Linked DNA regions of Homo sapiens: region 1 is linked to region 2. Evidence: chromatin contacts called from ENCODE Hi-C or POLR2A ChIA-PET data. All regions are on one chromosome and are shown on one strand. The core of a region is the stretch at or near the end of the contact, and the rest is flanking DNA. Distances in the headings are between cores, read along the strand shown.

What was found. A loop is a pair of places that touch in the nucleus more often than their neighbours do. ChIA-PET counts read pairs that join two places held with the same protein, here RNA polymerase II (POLR2A).
Region 1: a map of PC-9 shows a loop between it and region 2 (3-fold over the local background). The contact joins the enhancer-like site here to the promoter of TNFSF18 in region 2. A Hi-C loop is called at or near these places in 1 of 168 maps with a recorded cell type or tissue (PC-9). POLR2A ChIA-PET finds 5 or more read pairs at or near these places in 1 of 52 experiments (activated B cell).

What each region holds. Positions count from the first base shown.
Region 1 is chr1:173,426,279-173,431,187 of GRCh38, reverse strand. The region is part of intron 1 of PRDX6-AS1 (PRDX6 antisense RNA 1); the gene reads left to right. All of the region lies in intron 2 of LOC100506023 (a long non-coding RNA gene), which reads left to right. It also overlaps a transcript of TNFSF4 not described here. Among named protein-coding and RNA genes, the nearest start is that of PRDX6-AS1, 33 kb to the left of the region's middle. Within about 2 kb of position 1,552, at least 34 of the 41 ENCODE cell types and tissues checked have a DNase peak (open chromatin) inside an H3K27ac peak, as active enhancers do; they include PC-9, where a contact is called at or near this core.
Region 2 is chr1:173,048,033-173,053,025 of GRCh38, reverse strand. It overlaps TNFSF18 (TNF superfamily member 18), which reads left to right and starts at 2,085. Exons shown (of 3, transcript NM_005092.4): 1 at 2,085-2,285. The coding sequence starts at 2,130.

The sequences.
Region 1 (4,909 bases), core at 303-2,802, 380 kb before region 2:
GAAAACCAAAGACAACTACAGTGATTCATTTACTTTAGGTCTACAACAACAAAATATTAATTTAACAATACAAATAACATGCCCTTTAGCTCTTTGAAGGATGGCAATGAGGAAAACTGGAAAATAATGATCTAGCAATTACTGGCTGAACCACATTCTAAGAAATGTTAAGATAACAGGTGAACATTCAAAATTCAAATTTACCACTTTGGAGGCTGCTTATTTGCATGACAAATGGATTCTTTGTTTTACAGAAAGGCTTTCTCACAGGCCTGGGTTTTATTACCAATTAGCCTTAACCCCAGCAGAGCTTTAATTAGAATGCAAAGGGTTTGTGGGATCTGTGGGCACTGGAGGAAGAGTGTCTTATGTTGAGATTTTTATAGGATTAAGTACACAGCCTCTGAGTTACATCTGCTATATATAGCACAAATTATATAAACGTTGGTATTGCCTGTCACCTAATACAATTATTTGTGCAGACAGAGTATGACATTAATTCCTGCAGTGAACAACTCTATAGACCCTTCACCCTAATGTGTCCATTTAAATGGAGCCCTATTTGCTATGCACACACTTTTTCAAAGAATCTGTTAGAGAATGTGAATACCAAGTTATAAGCAACAAAAAAGAAAGCAACAAAATATAATGAAATCCCCATTACATCCCTTTGCCCTATAATACTTTCCCTTGACTTTGCTATAAGCATTCCTCTGGCATTCCCACTCCTGACCCACAAGATTATTAAATGTTTATTGTCTCAACTAACTATGCCAACAGGTTCGTAATATCGATACAGAGAAAGTGGAAGACTCTGTGAAAGTTATTTACATTAAACATGCAAGTGTAAAAAAGGATTGTTGAGCAACAGGAGTGAGCTAAGAAGGCAGTTGTGAATTCTGTGCATTCAAGATGAAACAATGTTATTTGTGTGTGTTAGCTGCCTGGCTGAGTAAATAAAGAAGATTCAAATTTGGCGCAGCTGTTCTTTCTCAGTGCTGCCTGGATATTAGATTCCCTGCAACCGTCTGTGTGCTTAGACCCCGCGTTCCATTGCGTAGGCTGCTGGCAGGCCTTTTTTTAGCGGAATGCAGCTGGGAGCAGGAAGGGTGGAGCCTGCTGGGGTTTGACTCAGCAGCTGTGGGCGAGGCCCTACACACTCTGTCTTGAGGACTGTGATAAAGGTTAAAAATAAAGGATAGCACTTGAGTGGGCTTCATAAGGAGTAGCAATCTAATTATAGGGCTTATTTTTACAAAGCAGCAGCTGACAGCGTCAGCCCAGCACGTCCTAAAAGTTCTTAGTAAGGCAGGAAGCTGCTACATTTGCTATGACCAATGTCACTTTAAGGGGTCTTGGCAATTACATTCTCACTCAACTTTTCCTTCTGCAACAAGGATATATGAGGGGGATTAGAGGATATTGCAAAAGCTCACCTTTTATTCAGACCCAATTAAAAACTAAACCCACTAAATCAACTTCCTCTCTCCCTTCTCAAACATTTATAAAGCGCCACCACGCGGCAGGCACAGTGCTGGGTGCTGCCATTCACACCCCACATGGTCTTTTCCCACAGCTGGTGGAGGTTGTGGCGTAGCCTGTGCTCAGTCTTGGATCTGTCTCTTGAGGACCAGTTTCTCTTTGGGCTCTTGTTTCCAAGAGCCATGGAGAATGAGCAGAGCAGCATCTAACAAAGGACGGGGTCCCCTCTCAGCTTCTCTGTCTTCACAAGTGAATGTCACACATTTTAAACTAGAACTCTTTCTACTTATTTAGCACCTAACAGATGCTACAAGAATTCTGGTTACTTTTTCTTTTCTGTTTGGGTCGGGAGCACATGTCTAAGTGTGACAAATGTGAGCAGATTATTTGGAGAGGTGAGGAAATACAAGAAAGAGGGGGGCCAGTCTTTTCTCTCTTTTGGAAAAATAATCATTTTTCGTAGAAACCAGATACTTTCATAATACTCTTTTTTTTTAAAGAAATGTTTTAACATGAAAAAAATTTCAAAGATACATACAAGTAGAGATAATAGTGTAATAAGTCCCCATGTACTTTTTGTCCAGCTTTAACAATTAGCAGCATGTGGCCTGATTTTGTTTTACACATATCCTCTCTCCTGTATTATTTTGGAGCAAATTTGATATGTTATTTCTTTCTTTCTTTCTTTTTTTTTTTCCTTAGACAGAGTCTTGCTCTGTCACCCAGGCTGGAGTGCAGTGGCACAATCTCGGCTCACTGCAACCTCCGCCTCCCAGATTCAATAAATTCTCCTGCCTCAGACTCCCGAATAGCTGGGATTACAGGCACCTGCCACCATGCCTGGCCACAAGTTTTGTATTTTTAGTAGATACGGGGTTTCACCATGTTGGCCAGGCTGGTCTCGAATTCCTGACCTCAGGTGATCCTCCTGCCTTGGCCTCCCAAATTGCTGGAATTACAGGCATGAGCCACTGCTCCCAGCCAATATGTTATTTCATCTGCAAATATTTCAATATGTAGTTCTATAGATAATAATTCCTTTTTAAAAAGTAACCACAAAACAATAAATTCAACTAACATTAGCAATAATTCATTAATATCATAAACTAGTCAGTATTTAAATTTATAATTATCTCATAAATGCATATGCACAATTTTTACAGCTTGTTTGAATTAAGATAAAAATCAGCTGCACATATTATAGTTGGTTCCTTTTTCTCTTAAATCTTTTATTCCATAGATTCCCCTTCCATGTCCCTCTCTGTTTTGTTATCCTGGCAATCAGTTGAAAAACTGAGTACTTTGTCCTGTAGATTTTTATGGATTGGATGCCTGTGGTCCTCTGTAACAGTATCCTCCATTTTCTGTTTCTTGTAAATTAGTACAGTCATGCCCCTCATAACAAAATATTCTGTCAACGATGAACCATTATGGATGGTAGTCCCATAAGATTATAATAGAGGTCGGGCGTGGTGGCTCACGCCTGTAATCCCAGCACTTTGGGAGGCTGAGGCGGGTGGATCACTTGAGGCCAGGAGTTGGAGACCAGCCTGGCTAACATGGCAAAACATTGTCTTTACTAAAATAAAAAAAGTAGCCGGGTGTGGTGGCGGGTGCCTGTAATCCCAGCTGCTTGGGAGGCTGAGGCAGGAATCGCTTGAACCTGGGAGGTGAAGGTTGCAGTGAGCCAAGATCGCACCACTTCAGCTTGGGCAACAAAGCAAGATTCTATCTCAAAAAAAAAAAAAAAAAGATTATAATGGAGTTGAAAGATTCCCATTGCTTAGTTATGTAGCCATTGTAACATGGTAGCACAACACATTACCTTTTCTATGTTTAGATATGTTGCAATACACACTATTGTGTTACAGTCGCCTACAGTTTTCAGTACAGTAACATGCTGTACAGGTTTGTAGTCTGGGAGCAATAGGCTGTACCATATAGCCTAAGTGTGTAGTAGATTATACCATCCAGGTTGTGTAAGTACACTCTGTGATATTTACACAATGAAATCACCTAATAACACATTTCTCAGAATGTATTGCTGTCGTTAAGGGATGCATGATTATAGTTGACTCTAGAGACTTATCAGAGTCAGGTTTCATTTTTCTGTCAAAACGACTTCATACATGGTAGAAAAATCTCATGTCTCTCTTTTTTCCCGATGACATTCTTTACACTGTCAGTGTAGTTTCTGAACTTAGTTGCAATCTGTAAGAGAGGGTTTCTTGACTTCATCACTATTGAAGTTTTGTACCAGCTAATTCTTTGTTGTGGGGTCAGTGGGGGGGCGGGCTCTCCCGTGCATTGTGGAATGTTTAGCAGCATCCTGGTCTCTACCCACTAGATACCAGTAGCAGCCACTCCCCAGTTGTGACAATCAAAAGTATCTCCAGACATTGCCAAATATCCTTTGGGAGGGTAGGGAAAAATCATCCCTGGTTGAGAACCACAGCTGTAGACTAACCATTAGTTATTCTGAAAGGTTATCTGTCCACAGCCTTTAACGTTTCAAGTGCTAATCCATTGACCATGAGACCTAGGCCATTCACTATGATTATTGTATTGATTTTTTGTTGGTGCTGTGACAAATTACTACAAATGTAGTGGCTTAAACAATACAAATTTATTATCATACAGTTCTGAAGGTGACGAGTCCAGATTGGGTTTCACAGGGCTAAAATCAAGGCATCAGGAGGGCTGTGTTCCTCCTGCATGGCGTTTTTCTTTGTCTTCAGAGCCTACAGTATAGCATCTTCCAGTCTCTCTCTCTCTCTGACTGTCTTGCATCCCCCTTATAAGAACCCATGGGAGCTGTGCGCAGTGGCTCACGCCTGTAATCCTAACACTTTGGGAGGCTGATGCAGGAGGATCATTTGAGCCCAAGAGTTTGACAGCAGCCCTGGCAACATAGCGAGACCTTGTCTCTACAAAAAAATGAAAAAATCTGCTGGGTGTGGTGGTGCGTACCTGTAGTCCCAGCTACTCGGGGCCGAGGTGGGAGAATTGCTTGAGCCCGGGAGGTTGAGGCTGCCGTGAGCTGTGTTGTGTCACTGCACTCTAGCCTGGGTGACAGAGCAAGACCCTGTCTCAAAGTAAAATAAAAATTTAAAAAATGAACCCATGGGATTACATTGGGCCCACTGAATAGTCCAGAATAACCTCTGTATTTAAAAGTCCTTTATTTAATCATAGTTGCAAAGTCCCTTTGACCATGTAAAGCAGCACATTTACAGGTTCTGGGGATTAGAATGTTAAAGCTCAGAAAACAACACTCCTAAGTATGGCATTTTGACATGCTGAGTATTTTGAACTAAAGAAGCAGCCATGGAAACAAGGTATCTCTGACCACCTCCTGTCCGCTGTCTCTTGCCTATCTGCCTCTCCTGAAGCACAGGGAGAAAATTTTTCTGAAGTTCCCATATCT
Region 2 (4,993 bases), core at 836-3,335:
CAACTGTGACTCATTGCTCTAGAATTTCAGAAAGTCTTGCCTACTGTTACCTGTCTTAACTTGAAGTTTCCTCATTTCTAAATCCTATTTCATGAAAAGAGGCCCTAGAATATAGTCTTCTTGAAATAAGTATGTCATCTTTCTTAAGATACTGTCATAAGGTTAAATAATTAATAAGGATATTCCAGGGCCTAACAGTGGTTAAAGGCGGAAGGAGGAACTGGATTTTATTTAAAACAGTTTCTCATGTGAATAAATGTTTACCTAAGGTAGCAAGCCAGGGAAATTCCCTCAAAAATTTGGAAAGCAGACAGGAAAAGGGGCAGATCATAAAAACAGGAAGGACATAATTTAACTTCCAATTTTAAGTTCTGTGCTTGTGTATATGAATTCCAGATCTGATGCAAGTGCAAAGGTTATGGGATCAAGGCATCAGTCTTTTTCTAGAGTAAGTTTATTCTTTATCCCTGCATTGCAGCATCTAAGTACAGAGCCACAAAAACATTTGTTGTGTTGAAAAATCATTTTTGTGTAACTGGTCTTTTAAGAAGTAGTTTATTGAACAAGGTAAAATAGGGCCCAAATTAAAATTTTGACAGTTCAGAGAGAAATATTGCTAATAATATTGTAAATAGTGCAATATTAAGACAAAATGGTTGGATTACAAAGCAGTATCTGTGGGCTTGAGTTTTCACTCCATCATTAACCAGCCAGCAGTGATTTGAGACACTACTCACACCCTCTTGTCCTTAGTTTCCTTTTTTTGTAAAGGAGGATGTTAAATCTCTGGACTTTTTTCTAATTTATAAATCGTCAATTCTCTCTTAGATTAAAAAATAGGTTTTCCAAAATACTTTCATTGTACTTCCTTTTGTTTAAGTAAACTTTAGGTGAATTTTATCTTGTGGGAAAGATAAAGAATGTTCATTCTTTTCTAGGATTTAATAATTGAATTAAACTTCACTACATCGCTAAAGAGGGTAGAGAAGAGATAATCTAACATTTATGGAATGCATAAACTTTTCACCTTCATTTCATTCTCCACAAAAGCATTATAAAGTGAAAATTTTCTCCATTTTACAGTGAAGGAAACTGAAGCTCAGAGAACTCAAGTAACATGCCTAAGGCCACAGAGCAGGTAGGAACTGGGCAGTGCCAGCCTCTGCTCTTGAGGTCTGTCTGATTTAAAAGCCTGTGTGACTGAGGTCCATAGAACCAGGAGACTTCCTCAATTTTGTAGTAAACCCATATTTTTGGGCCCAGGAAGAAAACCCAAGGTTTTTTTTTTTTTTTTTTTGGAATAGAGTATAAGCTCTGGCTGAGGGCAGGATGCAGGAAAATATCCTTCTGTAAAATAACTTCTTATGCCAGAACTAGATTATCAGAGTTTAAAAATGATGAAATATAAAATTGAGCTTGTTGTATTTACAATTTTTTATTAAATTCTTGTAATACACTTGATATTTTCTAGAGACTCAGAATGAACGCATTCTATACACTAGAAATTGATGAAACATTTTTGTGAGTATAGATTTTATTTTTCCAGGTTTACTGAAGTATAATTGACAAATAAAAATTGTGGGTATTTAAGGTAAACAAGATGATGACTTGATTAAAACTCTATTTTTTCCAAACTAGAGATCCTAGCCTCTCCAACTTCCTAACACTCTGCCGCTCATGTACATGATATCTGGAGTATGGTAGGGGGATTAATCTCAAACTTTATTTTTTCTTATAAAAAGTGATTTTCTTATCTAGAAATAATCTGGAATACTTTCTTAGATGAGAGCACACCACTTTATTCTCCCAAGCCTCCTCTACACGTGCACTGTACTGCCGTTTGATTTAGGAAAGAAATTTTTTTCCCCTCTGAACTTCCCTTGTGCTTTTTTTTTTATGTTCTGAGTTTGTGTTGGCTTTCAGCCTTCCGTTCCTTTTGTTGTATTTGATCTGGTGCCAAATGAGAGTCAGCACTTAAGTTATAAGTATCATTTTCTAACACAGTGACAGAAGGAAAACTCCGCCTTCCACACCCACTACTAATTACCATATTGCTACAAAACATGACATTGCATCCTTCACCCATCACTTGTGAATTTTTGTTTTCCACAGCTCTCATTTCTCCAAAAATGTGTTTGAGCCACTTGGAAAATATGCCTTTAAGCCATTCAAGAACTCAAGGAGCTCAGAGATCATCCTGGAAGCTGTGGCTCTTTTGCTCAATAGTTATGTTGCTATTTCTTTGCTCCTTCAGTTGGCTAATCTTTATTTTTCTCCAATTAGAGGTAAGGAGGCAATTGTACCTAAGGTTACTATTTGCTATAATCCTCTATTTATTTGTTTTTCTAGTTGTTATCATTGTCACTCAGTATTGTTAGCAATAGTTGGAAGGAAGAGATGTGTATACATAATGTAAATACAATTCTAATATTGTCATGACATGGCGTTTGAAGTTTATCTAAAGGTTTTGAGATAAAAGGTATCAGAAAATGCTAAATGTTAGCTGCAGAACTCTGTTAGATAGAGAGAACTGGTTAAGCCAATTGACAGGGGCCTGTGGAGTATTTTTCCTTCCCTCTGCTATAGCTCTTGGTGGAATAAAAAAGGTAAAAATATGAATGAATATCAAGGAATGGGATGCAAGCTATAGTCTTATTTATGGAAAAGACTTAAAAAAATAGTGAAAGACAGGATTAAGTAAATGACAGGTGGTTTGTGTGTCTTTGAGGAGGGAAGTGGCCCTGAGCTAGGTGTAAGAAGATCTGGATTCTGGTTCTGGGTCTCCTAATAACCAGCTGTATAAATTTGATAAAGACATTTAATCTCTCTAGTTTGCAGCTTCTTTATCTAAAAAAACTGGTGGTAGGGGAATGGATTTATTATGATGTTTCTTCTAGCTATAAAATGTCATGATCAAGAATTTATTTAAGGGTAGTATGAAGAATAAATGCCTAAGTCACTCAAAAGCAGGGAACAATGACTTTAGATTGAGTTGATCAGGGAAGACTTCATGGAGGAATGAGAAAGCCCATATCTATTTGGGAAGCCCCTGATGCTTGTCAGGAATTTCCCATTGAGATGCAGGCCAAGCTGTGGGCCTAGAGAATGGGATGGTACACTGGGAATGGAGATTAGTTTTGTTCTTTACTAAAAAATCTTTCCTCACAGTTAACTACGTAGCACTGATCAAAAAGAAAATAAGAAATGCTTTATTTATTTCAGGATTTAGCCTATTTCTGGCTAAATTTGAAGACTCTAAGTTTTGGGGAGAATAAAGTGGCATATGTCCATCTGAGAAAGAGTTGAAATGTGACTGCAGAAACACTTTTCTTAAGGGAACTGACCAGCAAAGATTTCAAAGATATAGTTCTACCACTTAAGATAAGTAAAAGTAATTGAGAAAAGATGCAGGAGGAAGCAGTCCCCTATTGATATTAATTTAGAGTAGGTATAGCTTTGGCCAATTTTTCCACAGTAGCCCATTAATTTGTATTCCATAACTGTATACAAGGCTTATGTGCAACAGAGGCATTTCTAATTACAACCCTGCTCTCTCAAGAAATGTATGAAGCAGAAGTGTGAACTTTCTGGGTCAGTGAAGTTGAAAGAAAGAATTGTCAGAAATTCTTAGTGTCTAGATTTCTGAAGAAGAGGAAGGGTGAGAATAGCAATAACTTAAATTTGGAAGTGCTTCTTTCTTCTAAAAATTATAAGATTAATTAGCCAGATAACCCTGAAGAACACTGAATATAAGCATCATCAGTTCCTACATATGACTCAGGAATGAATACACAGAAGCCTTTCCCAAAGGCACCCAGCAGTTCTTGCAAAGGGAAAGAGAAAGTCTAATAATGCCAGATCATCTGGGACACCTCTCTTCAGAATCAAACTGGATTAATCCCATGTGTTTGAGCTCTGATTCTGGTTTCTCTCTCCTAGATCCAGTTTCTCAATGAAATGTTCTACCTCTAAAGATAACCCAGAGTTTGTTTCAAATTTGGGGAAGTATAAAATGTTTTTAGAATATTGTTCTGACAGGACACTTGCAGGATTTGTTTCTATGGGAAAAGCCAGTGGCCTGGCCAACCATACATGATATTAGCTTCTGCATTTCACTTTCCACTTACCTGTACTTCCCTTTCCCTATTGGCCACAAATAAATATCTCTGGAAAAGAAGTCTGAGAGGCTGGCAGATAGTGATTCATTATGATGTGGCCACTTCCACATTGTCACAATACCCATGAACCGTGAAGTTTTATTTTGGTCTCCACTCTAGTTTTTACATACAAAGTCCCACTTTCCAGATTGTCTAGACACTACTTTAAAAAGTGTACACTTAAAAGAAAGTGTAACACTTTAAAAAGTGTTAGATGGGAAGCTTGGCTCCTTGGGTCAATTTTTTTCTTTTTTTCTCTCTTCTTTGAGAAAATATTTAACTAAAAGGATAGCTGTGAGTCCAAGGAGTTTGGTCAATCCCTCAGTGAAAATAATCTCACAGGAATTATCACTAAGAAATCAAATGTTCAGCAGAGTCTGAACTTCAGCAAAATGAAGGATACTTTCAGAAGGGGAAGTTGTACTTATACTTAAAAGCAGAGCAGATTTTATTTTCACTGATGATTTGATTAGGGTTGGTTTGGAGAGAGAATGATTGTTTTGGCCATTTTGAGCCGAACTACGTAAATCTAGCCTTAAATCAAGAAGAGGTTACAAAAGCAACTGATCCTTCTAAGCAAAAATAACGAACCCATATGTGTCTTTAAAAGTGGGTATTTACTACTTCCAAACATCAGCAGAATTATAAATAGAAACTTACCCCACAGAGTGGTAGAGGTGAGAGTGTTGACCCAGACAGGCTGGGTGTAGATCTCATTCTTGCCTTTTATTGGCTGCATGACCTTAGGCTAGTTACTTAATCCCTCTCATCCTCATTTCCTCATCTGCAAAATGAGCAACCTAATTTTTGTAGAGTTGTGCTAAGGATTAATGAGA